Regions from separate parts of the Mus musculus genome. Here region 2 is linked to region 1. A link is a contact called in ENCODE Hi-C data. All regions are on one chromosome and are shown on one strand. The core of a region is the stretch at or near the end of the contact, and the rest is flanking DNA. Distances in the headings are between cores, read along the strand shown.

Region 1 (6,954 bases), core at 2,299-4,798:
GAAATGGAGGGCCAGGAAAACCTTAGTAAAAATCCAGACAGTGCTTGCTTACTTACACGACTGTGTTTTTATTGATTCCTTTTACAAGCTGAAAAACACTCCTTCATTTTGTGTCTTTTCAGATAATTTGGTGATTAGAAACATAGAAAACAAGCATGAACTCTTTCTAAATCCCAGAATCAACTTGGTGGCTGGAATATAGGCTGTCCAATGGACAGCAAATACCACTGGGTTTGGTATCACTACGAAAGTTATTTTCCTTAATGTAGATAGTTGCTTGCTTAATTTCTACTGAAAACATTATATATTTCTTCTGAGTCTTTCACGTGCCATTATTCACTGGGAGATGGAGATGTCAGGCGATGTCAGGCTTTCTTGAGAACCTGTGGCTCACAGTCTACCATCTGATGACTATGAAGTGATCCAACAGTGCACTGATCTGTAAGACAATGGCCTAGCAGAAGTACACTGTTTATAAGTAATGAAAAGCTTACATTCTAGCAGTTTTTTTTTTCATCAGTGAAATGGGGCCTTAGTTCCTAGGGTTGTTTTTTTTTCCCCCATCCTGGTTCTTTCTAAATATACTTCCCATATCCTGCTGCAAACTGAAGTCTTTGGGGAAGTACCAGATGTAAGTCAAATGGTCAAGGTGGGGGCTAAGAGAGCAGTAATCAAGGGCTCCCACAGCCTCCACTGCATGGTTTGTGGGTACAGGCATGGAGCCAGGATAACTGCATTAAAGCCTTTAAGTCTGGCTCTCCAGGGACCTCTCCAATCCCAAAGAGGGCTGTCAGGTTACTTATTAACAACTCTACACATTAGCAAAGATACTTACATGAATAGTCTACAGTCTGTTTATTGATTTATTTTTTATTGATTTTATTTATTTATTTATTATTTACTGTCATTTTTGTTGTTATTTGTAGACTTGTTTTGTTTTGTTTTGGTTGGTTGGTTGGTTGGTTGGTTTTTGAGACAGCCCTGGCAGTCTGGAACTCACTCTGTAGATCAGGCTTGGCCTCAAATTAAAAAATCTGCCTGCCTCTGCCTCCCAAGTGCTGGGATTAAAGATGTACACCACCACTGCCTGCATTTGTAGACTTCTGATTCCTCGTGAACAACTATATAAATTATATACATTTTGTAGTTTGGGAATAGTTTCGTTTTTCCTTTGTACATAGATTTCAAACTTCCTATATCTAGAATTCTTTTCATTTCTCCCCAACAGTCTAAAGTATAAAATTCTCTTCATTTTTCTTTTCCTTTTTTTTTTTTTTTTTTTTTTTTTTTTTTTTTTTTTTACCTAGGGTTTGCTTGCTTATTAAGAAACAGGGTATCAATGAGGTGGAGAGGTGACTGGCCTGAACTTCCCGGGCTCAAGTGATCCATCTGTCTCAACTTCACGAGTTCTACATTTTTTTTAAAGGGAAAATATACAAAAGTAGGATCTTTAAATGTTTGGAAAATGCTATTTTCAAGAAAACAGTTAAACACATACACACATTTCACGAAACATCTAAATATTCAAACTTTATAATCCTAAAATGTCTTGTTAACATTTTCTACTCCCTTTGTAGCAGAAATGTTGTTCCCATTTCTTCAAATTAGTTTTATGTTTACTTTCATGTCATGGTAGATTCCACCTGTTGTTAGAATGAACACTTACAGCCGGGCGTGGTGGCGCACGCCTTTAATCCCAGCACTTGGGAGGCAGAGGCAGGTGGATCTCTGAGTTCGAGGCCTGCCTGGTCTACAAAGTGAGTTCCAGGACAGCCAGGGCTATACAGAGAAACCCTGTCCCGAAAAAACAAAAAAAAAAAAAAAAAAACCAAAAAGAATGAACACTTACAGATTACTCTTCCCCCTTTAACGTGTGGCTGAAGAATACCACCCTAATAATCAGAAAAGGAAATTTAATAAGATAATGTAATGTCACGATCAAGCATGTGGTTTTTATTTTTCTGAAACTCCTATGGTCAACAATACCCACTGATAATTAATTTTAACATCAGCATTAAAATAATCTCTTATAAATTCACATTGGATTAACAAGCCAATTATTTCTACGTACTGTCTTGAGAAATTACTGAAATTATAGATTTAGAAATGAAGCATTCCCTCAGCTATCTCGGCCACAATAACACCAGCATGTAACACTTATTTTCTTTTTTCTTCTGCCCCCCTCAAGAAGCAGGGATGTTACTGTGAGGTATTGGTTTATATACTGACCTCTGTCACTTGGGTTTGAAGGACAGTTTCTATTGAGTTTAAAATATCTATCTCCATACATTACAGCTAAATACCTAGAAAGTGTTGTGTAAATTTTAATTTTCAATCCGTTTTTGGATCAAAGAGTTCTTTAAAGATTAGAGAACTGAGTAAACTACTTTAAACGAGTCAGCCTGATATGATCTCTAAAAGCTGCAACAAATCTGACATCTTAATTTCCAGCAAAACTTCTCAGATTTTAGCTAACTTAGAGTTGTTTTCATGTGTCAAGAGTTCAAGAGTGGTCGGTGTTTAAAATAACATCCTCACTCTCCCAATGTGGAGACACTTGCCAGCACTTGGGAGGCAGAGGCAGGAAGCTCACTACAAGTTCAAGGCCACTTTGGTTTAAGTAAGTAGCCTGGGCTACAAGAGGTCTCATAACAACAAGACTCGATTTTGATTGGGAAGTAGCTACAAGATGGAAAAATTCAGTGGCACTTTCAGAGCTGCTGTCTGACTTAGTAGTGGAAGAAAAAGGTATTCTCTTACTGTGCATGATCCAAAGCAAACCAAAGAACAACATGGCTCTAACAGGAGCCTTAGAACAATCAAAAGAGCTACACTTATTTAACACTGTAGGCTTTTCAACGTTGGAACCTATAAGCAGATTTCATGTTCAACGTCTCGAAAGTTTAAATGAACTCTTCCAGCCTTGAACCACAACAAGTGAAAATTTGGAATATGTTATTAACTCCTAATCTTTTTCGAAACCGACTTTACTTTGGGCAAGTAACCATCCCTGTCGCCGCCGCTTTTTATAGACAGAATTTCTGTCTGAAAGATCATCTTTCTAACTCAGTCTGGCTTGATGTTCTGTGTTAGTCACCCTCGTTTCTCTTAAATCTCACTTCTCCCACTATCCTAGTTAACATATATTTTCAGGACTTTTAACCCGGTTCGCTTTCTCCAGCTATGCACCTCTTCGGCAGCTGGATCGCCCTACTTTTTTCCCCTATCGCCCAGGTTCCTCTAAGACTATGCTAAACATTAGACCGAGCACATGACCTCCAGTCATCCAGGATCGCCACACGCCGGCCCTAAACCATGCGATGCCCCAGGCTTACAAATTAAAACCGTCTTCTGGCTTTTCCTCTCCTAGTGAACCTGCAGTGTGGAAATTTAAATTTAAAAATTTTTTAAATAAAAGAACCCGCTCCCTTTTCTCTACCCCCTTGGCCCCGCCCACGAACCCCCCTCAAGCCTCCACGCGAAGCCGCAGGAAACCGGAGGGGGCGGGGCGGTGACGTCACGACGCCGGCGCGTCACGGAACGGCGGCGGCTGCGGCGCTGGCGGTGGCTGCGGCAGCGGCGGCATTTTAGTCTGCGGCGGCAGCGGCTGCGGGGCTGCTGCTCCTCCCAGCATCCCTGGCGCGGCCATTTCAGCCCCATCTTGGCCGAGTGGAGGGAGCTGCAGCCGCTGCTTCAGCAGTTTGAATTTCTGTTTTGTTTTGTTTTGTTTTTTCCCTCCGGAGTCTCCGAGCCGGCCGCGCCGCGGAGAAGCGGAAGGCGCCGCCACCGGTTCCCCTCACGCCGCCGAGCACCTCCGCTCGCTTGCCGTTCCTTCAGCCGCCGCCGCCGCCCCTCACGCGCCTCAGAGCCGCGAGGAGGCCGGGCCCGCCGCCGCCGCGGGTGGCTCCCTGAGGGAGGCCAGACTGCCGGCCTTCCCCGCCCCCGAGCGGGCTTCCGCCGCCACCGCCGGCATGGCCCCCGGACTGCGCTCGGGCTAGAGCCCGGGACGGAGGGCTGCCTCCCGCCGCGGACCTCCAGCCCCGTCCGTCAGGAAGCGCCGGTCCCGGCCTCGCCGCTCCGCCTTCTTCCTCCGCGTCGCCGCGCGGGAGCAGCCGCGGGACCCGGCCAGGAGAGCCCGAGCGGGGCAGAACCGCCCCTCACGCCGCCGCCGCCGCCTCCTGCGCCCTGCGCTCCACCCCCAGCCGGGCCTGCTGACCGCGCCGAGCGCCGGGCTGGACTGACCGCGGAGGCTGAGCTGTTGGAGCAGCCGGCCCGCCCCTGGACCACGCTCGGGCCGTCGCTGAGGAGTTGAATTGAGGCACCCCTGCCGCGGGAGGTGAGGAGGGAGGAGGAGGATGTCGCGCCGAGACGCCGGCGCCCAGAGCAGCCCGTGACTTGGCGGCGTGGGCCGTAGACCCAGGCGCGAACTCGGACTTTGTCTTTGGGGGCCCGTGCTCGGCCCTTCTCGGTTTCCGGTGGGGTCCCAGAGGAGCCTCTGCCCTCCAGCCTCTTCCACCATGTCCAAGATGCCGGCCAAGAAGAAGAGCTGCTTCCAGATCACCAGTGTCACCACGGCTCAGGTGGCCACCAGCATCACCGAGGACACCGAGAGCCTGGACGACCCGGACGAGTCGCGCACGGAGGACGTGTCCTCCGAGATCTTCGACGTTTCCCGGGCCACGGATTACGGCCCGGAGGAGGTGTGCGAGCGTAGCTCCTCGGAAGAGACGCTCAACAATGTCGGGGATGCGGAAACTCCCGGGACCGTGTCCCCGAACCTCATCCTGGATGGGCAGCTGGCAGCCGCTTCAGCTGCGCCCGCCAACGGAGGCGGCGGTGGCGTGTCGGCCCGGAGCGTGGCGGGGGCACTCGCCCAGACCCTGGCGGCGGCCGCCGCTTCGGTGTCCACTCCTGGGCCGAGTAGTGCAACTCCATCTCAGCCCCCTGCCACTTGTAGTTCGCGTTTCCGCGTGATCAAACTAGACCACGGGAGCGGGGAGCCGTACCGGCGCGGCCGATGGACGTGTATGGAATACTACGAGCGGGATTCGGATAGCAGCGTCCTCACCAGGTCCGGGGATTGCATTAGACACAGCAATACTTTGGAGCAGACTGCGGAGCGGGACAGCGGCCTGGGAGCCACCGGAGGGTCGGTGGTGGTGGTGGTGGCCTCCATGCAGGGGGCGCACGGGCTGGACTCGGGAACTGACAGCTCCTTGACTGCTGTGTCACAGCTACCCCCGTCGGAGAAAATGAGCCAGCCCACTCTCGCCCAGCCGCAGAGTTTCAGCGTCGGGCAGCCGCAGCCTCCACCGCCCGTAGGTGGGGCTGTGGCTCCAAGTTCGGCGTCGCTGCCGCCGTTCCCGGGAGCGGCGACCGGGCCGCAGCCAATGACAGCAGCCGTTCAGCCAACCCAGCTCCAGGGAGCCGTGGCCGGAGGCGCCCTCCCCGGGCCTGTCGGTCAGGGGCTGCCGCCGCCGCCGAATGTCAACCTGGCGCAGCCTGTGGCCCTGGCAGCTCAGCCCGGCCCGGCCGGCGGCTCCTCGTTGTCACAGCAGTTCGCCTATCCCCAGCCTCAGATACCACCCGGGCATTTGTTGCCGATGCAGCCATCCGGCCAGAGTGAGTACCTGCCGCCGCACGTGGCCCTGCAGCCGCCAAGCCCTGCGCAGCCCTTGTCTACCAGCGCTAGCGCCACCTCTGCTTCCGCGGCCAGCTTTCCTCTGGGGTCTGGCCAGAGCGTCTCCTCCTTGGGTGCCCAGATGATGGGCGCCTCCGCCCAGCCCAGTGAAGCTGTGGCCCCGGGTCCGGTTCCTGTAGGCCAGGCCGCTCCTTGTCAGCCGGCCGGAGTGGCCCCAGCTGCTCTAGGAGGCGTGGTGCAGCCAGGCTCCGGGCTTACTGGGGTTGGGCAGCCCCAGCCCGTGCAGCCTCCGCAGCAGATGGGTGGCAGTGGTCAGCTGCCAGCCGTGCCTGGTGGTCCTCACACCGTGGTGCCCGGAGTTCCAAACGTGCCTGCAGCGGTACCCGTTCCAAGCGTGCCTAGTGTGCCCACCACTTCTGTTACTATGCCAAATGTACCCGCGCCTCTGGGCCAGTCTCAGCAGCTGAGCAGCCATACGCCAGTCAGCCGGAGCAGCAGCGTCATCCAGCAAGTTGGTTCACCCTTAGCTCAAGGCACACACAGTGCACCAACAAGTCTACCACAGTCTGACCTAAGCCAGTTTCAGACTCAGACCCAGCCTTTAGTCGGGCAAGTTGACGATACTAGAAGAAAATCAGAACCCCTACCTCAAGCACCACTTTCTCTCATTGCTGAAAGTAAGCCTGTTGTGAAGCCTCCAGTTGCAGATGCCCTGACAAACCCTCTTCAGTTAACACCTATGAACAGTCTGGCCACCTCTGTATTCAGCATAGCTATTCCTGTTGATGGTGATGAAGACAGGTATGTACATTTTTTTAAATTTTGAATATCTGATAGAGTTGCTTGCCCCAAATATCTTAAGATGCAGTTTGGGGAGTTTGTTTCCACTTAGGGTCTTTATTTTTAAAACTTAAATTTGGTAAAAATCAATTCAAAGTTTTGAAGTAAGGAGACAAAAGTCACGGGATTTTTGTTGTTGTTGTTTTGTTTTTGTTTTCTTTTTAAGCAATTAAATGGATAGTGATTCAACATGATTGATGTATTTCAGCTTAATAGTTTGAAGATGAGAGCTGGTATTGCCCCCCCCCCCTTCAGTAAGAAAGAGGGTCCCTTTCTAAGGTAGTAAATTACTTTTTAATGTTTATGGTAGAGTTTTGCCTGAGTTGGTAAGACTGAAAACCAGAAAGCCTTTTCCTGGGGGCAGGGAAGTGATGGAATAGAAGCAGTCTCCATCAGTGAATTTGGAAGACTGGAGAGAATGATAAAATGTGAAGTCTAGCTTTGACTATCCCTAAGTGAGTCTATAGAAGGGG
Region 2 (6,954 bases), core at 3,327-5,826, 2.9 Mb after region 1:
CAAATCTACTGAATCATGATACTCATCCAGCCTCAGGACATCTCAGTCCAGGACAACTTCTTTATTAAGATGAATAGATTTTATTCCCAATATTAACAGGTATATTAATTTATTTGCTGAGCATAATGTGCAATACCAGATTGATAAAAAGAGACAAATGAGATAATCATTGAAATTATTTTCCTAATATTGTGTGTGTACATTTTGTACAGAGGATATTTAATTTAAAATTATTTCATGCACATTATTTTTAAGAATAATTGAAATAATAATAATAATAATAATAATAATAATACAAGATCAACGTACAAGTAAACCCAGACAGGCGTAGTCACTGCAGAAATAAGACAGAGCAGGACTCTTTTCACCTTGGTCATAATTCTAAGCTATTCCTGATGGTTTAAGATAACAAAGATTTCAAGAGCTCATCAAGACTGGCCAATGCTTGTTCTTTCAATGGCTGCTCAAATCGGTCTATGAAGTAATGCGAAATATGTTGACCATCCAAAGCGTACCACCAACCCTATGAATCAATGACTGCTTAAATTAGAAAATATTTTCAGAGAAGCTTCCGGTTGGTTATTATCAAAGTATCTTTGCTAAAACCCTCAAGCAGCGAGGTGGTCCTAGGATCAGAAGTTCAATGACTTTGAGATGGACCATTTGAGAACTCTGCAAATTCATTAGTCTTCTACTTTAAAATTTCGTCATCACTACCAACTTACTCTGGGGATTTTCTAAATGAGGAGAGTTTAGAATGATTTGTGTACCTGCAGTTAGCTCTGGGAGATCTACAGACACAGTTAAATCAGCTCCTTTGTACAGATGGGCTGTGTAACTGAGCAGTTTTCTGCTTGAGAGCTTTAGCATCACCTTGTAGCATCCCTGCTTTCCTTGCAGGCCCAGAGCTACATCTCGCAAGGGACCTAGCAACTGTCCTGTGAATGGGGAGATCAAGTATGGGCATCTGTTTAAAGCTAGGCTGCCCTTATGTGAATTCCTTTAGGCTGTTTTCCTTTTCACATTATCAGAAGACAGTGTCTTCTTCACAGAGGGCATTTGCCCTCTGAAGCTTGAATGCCTCTCTTGAGGGCAGCATTATTTCTATGTAGTCACTCAAGACAGTGTGGTTTCTTGGTTGTCATTTCTCCAGCATTTTCAGGACTCAGAGACTTGGCCATTAGGATATATAACTATATATATATATTCTTTGGACCAAGGAGTTGCTATGGCTTATCAAGGATTATCAAAACCTTCTACCACAGATAGAGCTCATAAGAGCAACAATTTACCTATGTACTGATGGATATTTATTGAGGGTCTCTTATCATAATAAATATCATGAACCATTGGAGGCTCTAAGATAAACCAGGTGTGGTAATGCCTTCTAACGTTTTACATGGTGGTTAGGGTAATCAGACTTAGTTCTATAAATCCTTATACCATGGGGCAGATAATGACTCATTAAAAAATCAAAACAAACAAAACTATGATATAAGGAAGTGATTAACTTTAAAATATGTATGCTTTAAGCTAAGTTAAGCAATCCAGGCCTGTTAGCCTAGCTACTCTCAACACATACATACACATACATTGCTGAGTACATAGTTCAATGGTATGCCACTTAATTATCACAGTAAACAATGGTTCAGTCTCTGGCACCCCTCCTAAAATTTTTGGGCCGTGGCTTCATATTAAATCATAATTCCCTGTGTATATCTTATTTGAGGGAAATAATTGGGATATAGTTTAAAAACTGCTACTAAAAAAATGCCAAATAGAATGTTTTCAAATGGCAACTTTTTTTTTTTTTCTGTTGTTGAAGAAGCCTTCTTCTGGTGTCTGAAGACAGTTACAGTGTACTTACATATAATAATAAATACATCTTAAAAAAATAAAAAAGAAAGAAAAAGCCATCAAGCTTCGGTAGTATGGTCTACTTGTCTACATGGATATCTCTTCTAGATGGGGCTGTCCCGTTGCTCAGGCAGGGTAGTAGTTGATAAATACCTCGTGCACAATGGCTTTAATGGGTGTTACTATCTATCCACTGTCTGGTCATTATTATCTCCCTGGAATGCACCAAACTGCTGCAGAGAGCAGCCAGAACACCAAGGCTCTGACTCTGCTCACCTTTCTGCTGTAAAGAGAGGGCACTGCTGTTCAAGGTACCTAGTACTGTCCTGCGGGCAGGGCCAATTTCATAATCACTATTTTATAGATAGACAAACTAAGGTTAGGAAGCTCCCTGGACTCGTTCAATGACCCAAGCCGTCACTGAGCGAGGTCCAAAGTTTGAAATGACAGACTACACATATAAGCTGGAAGCATTTTCTTTCATGTTACTAAGAAACACACCTTTGTGAGCCCACAGCACCTCAATAAAGCACACAGCCCAACAAAGAATTATTAACTGGAGATGGGTGAGTTGGGAGTCCCCCAAAAGATCCTGGAGGTGGGCTTGGCACCACACAGAAAAATATTTCAGAGTCTCCATCCCTTGGAGCCATAATGTAGATGAGGAAGCGCCTTCCAGAGAGATGTCATCTCCACAAGAAGAGTGCAAAGCACGGTCATAGCAGAGGGTCCATCTCTGATTATATTACGAAATTCTACATGAGAAGAAAAGCTGGGGATAATTTTGTGGGAAAGCACACTAGCCCTTTGAGTGCTATACAATCAAACACCTAGGTTGTAATCCTGGCTCTGCCACTCTTAGGCAAGCTATTGAACACCTGGGAGCCTCAGTTTCTTCATCTTTAAAATGGGCATATAAGTAATTATTATTATAAGGGGTAATTGAGATAGTGCATGCAAAACACTTGGCAGGCATTAAACACTGGCAGAATGTTGGCAGGGTTCTAGCCGGCTATATTAAAGTTTTGCTTCAGAGATAATTCTCTGAAGAATTATATAAGCATAATTATATCGAAGCAGTCAGTAGTCGACCATGAAAACCCTTCCTCCACTAAAAGGCAGAGCCAAGGCAGAGAGAAAGCACTTCACCTTAGTAAGGCACAGGATTATACTGAGGTTCTGCCTGGCTCTGCTGGCAGGTACTTGCGGCTGTGGACACTCGGGGCCGCAGCCAAGAATCTGGAGCAGGTTCACTCCCAAATGGAGCCCTAAGTACCGCTGTGACTTGGAACCAAAAGCAACACTGCTCGGTTCTTCCTTCCGTGAGGACGTTTAAAGCAGAGGCTAGTGGCAGGGGGATAGCAAGCCTGGCTACTTAACCCTGGTTGACTCGACACAAAGCCGATCCCCACCCCTCTGTGCCCCCGGGCTCCCGCTGCCAGTGCAGTACACAGACAGGTCTCGACATCTCTCCTAGCAAGGATCTAGAGAGACTCGGGACAAGTCCAGGCGTCACCTCACATCGCCGTGCAACTGAGCGGAGCCAAGTCTTGAGACTGCCCTCCCCACCAAACAGAGCTTTGGGAAGAGGCAAGCCCGGGCAGCCCCACCTCCCCTGATGCCACGAACTTGCGGTGGCTCATTGCTCATCCCAGCCTTCTTCCTGCTAAGATCAAGTTAGGAACTTCAGGGTTTCTTAAAGACGGGGAGCAGCAATGAGCTCTAGTTGCTCTCTTTAAGGGACGGTCGTGACTGGGCTTAAAGAAGTCAGACTCCCTCCTGAACACCAACAAAGGACTATATTTAGTTTGGAGCACTCCACCTAAATTCCTTCTTTTCCCCTCTCAGCTTCAGATGCACAGGCCCGGGCAGTGGGTGGAAGGGGGCGGGGAGCAGTGGAGAAGGAACAGCTGGGCCTCCGCCTCTCCACTCAATCTCTATAAATAACCAATCCTGAGCGGAGGCGACTTTGCAGCCAATGAAGCTGTCTAAAGCGACAAAACCTCAGCAACAGCCAATGGAAAAACATTTGGGGGTGTGAGACTCACATCCTGGGGCCAATGAGTTGGGAGTCTGGGAGAGGTAATTTGAGCTGGCGTGTGGGTGTGCGGTGCGAAACCTTCCTACTTGCAAGCCCCAAACCTGCTCCTCCGACTGAGCATGCCCTGACTCGGTGCGGGAGCCACGGGGCTCGATCCACAAGCCATATTTTGGCTCTAACCAAAGGGGTGTTGGGGAGGGGGGAGACGTAGGATGACCCCGCAACTCTTGCCCTGAAGGCTGCAGCTCTCCACAGATTCCCAGCCCTAACTCCTTGTCCGGACAGGGACTCAGGTCGAGTTCTTCGTGGGAAACTGAGGAACACCGGGCCAAGTGGGAGCACGAACCTCTGCTACCTTCCGGGGCCTGAAAAATGCCCTGCAAGTGTACGATCCTGAGAGGCGCGCAGCAGCCTGAGTTCGGGGACAAGTGTCTATCCTTTAACAGCGCAAGCCGACGAAGAGGTCGCAGCCAGCTGCTGCCTGCTGTCCCCATAGGAGGCCGGCAGCCGCACAGCCCCGACCGAGGTGACTTCGGTTTGGCGAGCTTTCCACTTACAAGCACACACAAGCAAGACTGCCCAGTTCCAAGATTCGCGCCGCCCCGCCCTGCCCCGCCCAGCCCCTGTTTGCCACACCCTCTGTCACGCCCCCTCCCGATGCGGCGGAAAAGCTGGAGCGGAGTTCGGGCGGGGCACCGCGGGCGACGTACTGGGCATGCTCGGCTGGGCGGGGAGGGCTGGGCTGCGCGCGGCGAGTAGGAAGCCCTCGCCCAGCGGAGGCTGCGGGAGACAGAGGAGAGAGAGTGATGGGTCGCGGAGCTGGACGCACGTTCCGCGGGGACTCATGCCACGCGTGTCTCAGCCGGACGCCCAATTAGCAGCCGCCTCTGCAACCAGCCGCCACCTCCTCCCGGCCCTCCCAGGCTGCCGGGGCGAAGAGCTCCAGCCGTTGTCTTGCTCCGGCTGCGCGCATTGTCCTCAGGGTCCTCCGACAGGGCTGCTGCGGGGCCCGGGACCCGCGCCCTAGGGACGCGCCCCCGCTGCCGGTCGGCCTGGCGCGGGGCTCTGCTAGTCTGTTGGCGAGCCCGTGCTACCGGGCTAGTCTCGCCGGGGTTTTTCCTGCGAAGTTGAGGAAGGGGAGAAGTCCACCCGTCCGCCCAGCCCAGCCTTCCCCGGCGCGCAGCCCCGACGGGGCCGCGGCAGGCGCGACGAGGGCGCCGACGGAGCCATGAGAGAGTACAAAGTGGTGGTACTGGGCTCGGGCGGCGTGGGCAAGTCCGCGCTCACCGTGCAGTTCGTAACAGGTTCCTTCATCGAGAAGTACGACCCGACCATCGAGGACTTTTACCGCAAGGAGATCGAGGTGGACTCGTCGCCGTCGGTGCTGGAGATCTTGGACACCGCGGGCACGGAGCAGTTCGCCTCAATGCGGGACCTGTACATCAAGAATGGCCAGGGCTTCATTCTCGTCTACAGCCTGGTCAACCAGCAGAGCTTCCAGGACATCAAGCCCATGCGGGACCAGATCATCCGCGTGAAGCGGTACGAGCGCGTACCCATGATCCTGGTAGGCAACAAGGTGGACTTGGAGGGTGAACGTGAGGTCTCCTATGGCGAGGGTAAGGCCCTGGCCGAGGAGTGGAGCTGCCCCTTCATGGAGACATCGGCCAAAAACAAAGCCTCAGTGGATGAGCTATTCGCAGAGATCGTGAGGCAGATGAACTACGCGGCACAGCCCAACGGCGACGAGGGCTGCTGCTCGGCCTGCGTGATCCTGTGAGGCGCCGTCTGCCGCCGGGCGCTGGCCACGCTCTGTGCACAAAGCCAAACGCACCCGATTCTCTTAATGTGATTGTCTTCTTGCTTTGAGATTGGAGACGACTTTGTTGTCTTGGCTGGGATGTCCGAGGAACCTGGCTGACTTGTGTAGCCAGCATCCCCAGCCTTCAGCCAGGGTCTGAGAGGGTGTACGTTGCAGAGCATCTGAGACCCCGGTGGAAAAATGGCTCTATACAGCGTGTACGTTCCTCGTTGATTTTGGTTCATGCATATTTCCCCGTTTAAATAGCCATTAAGGCTCTGTATTGGCTGCTTGACACCGGCAAGCAAAAGTTTCAAACCTGAAAAAAAAAAAATGGGGGTGGCGAAGCAGAGGAAGTGAAGGGGAAGGAGGCAGTGGGGGAGGGTTCCCCTGAGCAACTGTTCATAGTTCCAAGTTTTAACACAAGGAAAGAGGTCCAAGAAAATCATATGAAGGAGCCAGAAGAGGGGACGAAACTTTTTTTCCTTGTTTTCCAGGATTATTTAGAAATTAAGACCAGGGGTTCCTTTTCTGCCAGCTTGGAAGGGCAACCCAGGGACTGATTACGATTCTGAGGATGTCTATGCAAAGTTGGGTTCTTGTTACAGTGTATCCAATCTGAAGTATTGCACATGTGAACTGGGACTGTTTAACACTGATGCCAATACAGTGTGGGGTGCCAGGAAGTGTCTGCTGATATTTGTGGGGAAAAAAAATCTATTTTGATTACCTACTGTATCAAAGGGGAGTCTGGGGGGAGAATGGTAGTATTTTTTTTTAATCAGCTGTGAAAAATGTTACAAATCTGCACATTTTTTGTGTGTGCTATTGTGTGTGTGTGTGTGTATGAGTGTAAGTATAGCTTTTTTTTTTTTTTTTTTTTTTTTTTGTGGTTGGCAGTGACAGATTTTGCTGACTAGCTTTTAAAAATACAATACAAAGACTTCGTAAATGTGATTCAGGGCGCCCAGCACCCCTGTGTCTGCAGAGTGCCTTCAAACTCAGCTGTTCCAGCCGGTGCCAACCTGTGAATTCCCACCATGTCCCAGAATCTGCTGTTCTGCTTTCCCCAAAACTACTTTAAGCATCTTCCTGAAAGAGCCAGGATGAATAGGACCTGTTATTCCGTGAATTGCTTCATTAATTTTAGCTTTTTTTTTCAATGTTAAGTCCATAAGTCTTGAATTTTTTCCCCCTTCATTTTGTTCTAATTTCAGGTTTTAGCTCTCCTTTTCTGTTGTTTTCGAAATGTCTG

What was found. A loop is a pair of places that touch in the nucleus more often than their neighbours do.
Region 2: a map of gastrocnemius shows a loop between it and region 1 (6-fold over the local background). The contact joins the promoter of Rap2b here to the promoter of Tsc22d2 in region 1. A Hi-C loop is called at or near these places in 2 of 37 maps with a recorded cell type or tissue (T-helper 1 cell and gastrocnemius).

Annotation. Positions count from the first base shown.
Region 1 is chr3:58,411,172-58,418,125 of GRCm38, forward strand. It overlaps Tsc22d2 (TSC22 domain family, member 2), which reads left to right and starts at 3,549. Exons shown (of 4, transcript NM_001081229.2): 1 at 3,549-6,442. The coding sequence starts at 4,518.
Region 2 is chr3:61,359,931-61,366,884 of GRCm38, forward strand. It overlaps Rap2b (RAP2B, member of RAS oncogene family), which reads left to right and starts at 4,577. Exons shown (of 1, transcript NM_028712.4): 1 at 4,577-6,954. The coding sequence starts at 5,127. The coding sequence ends at 5,678.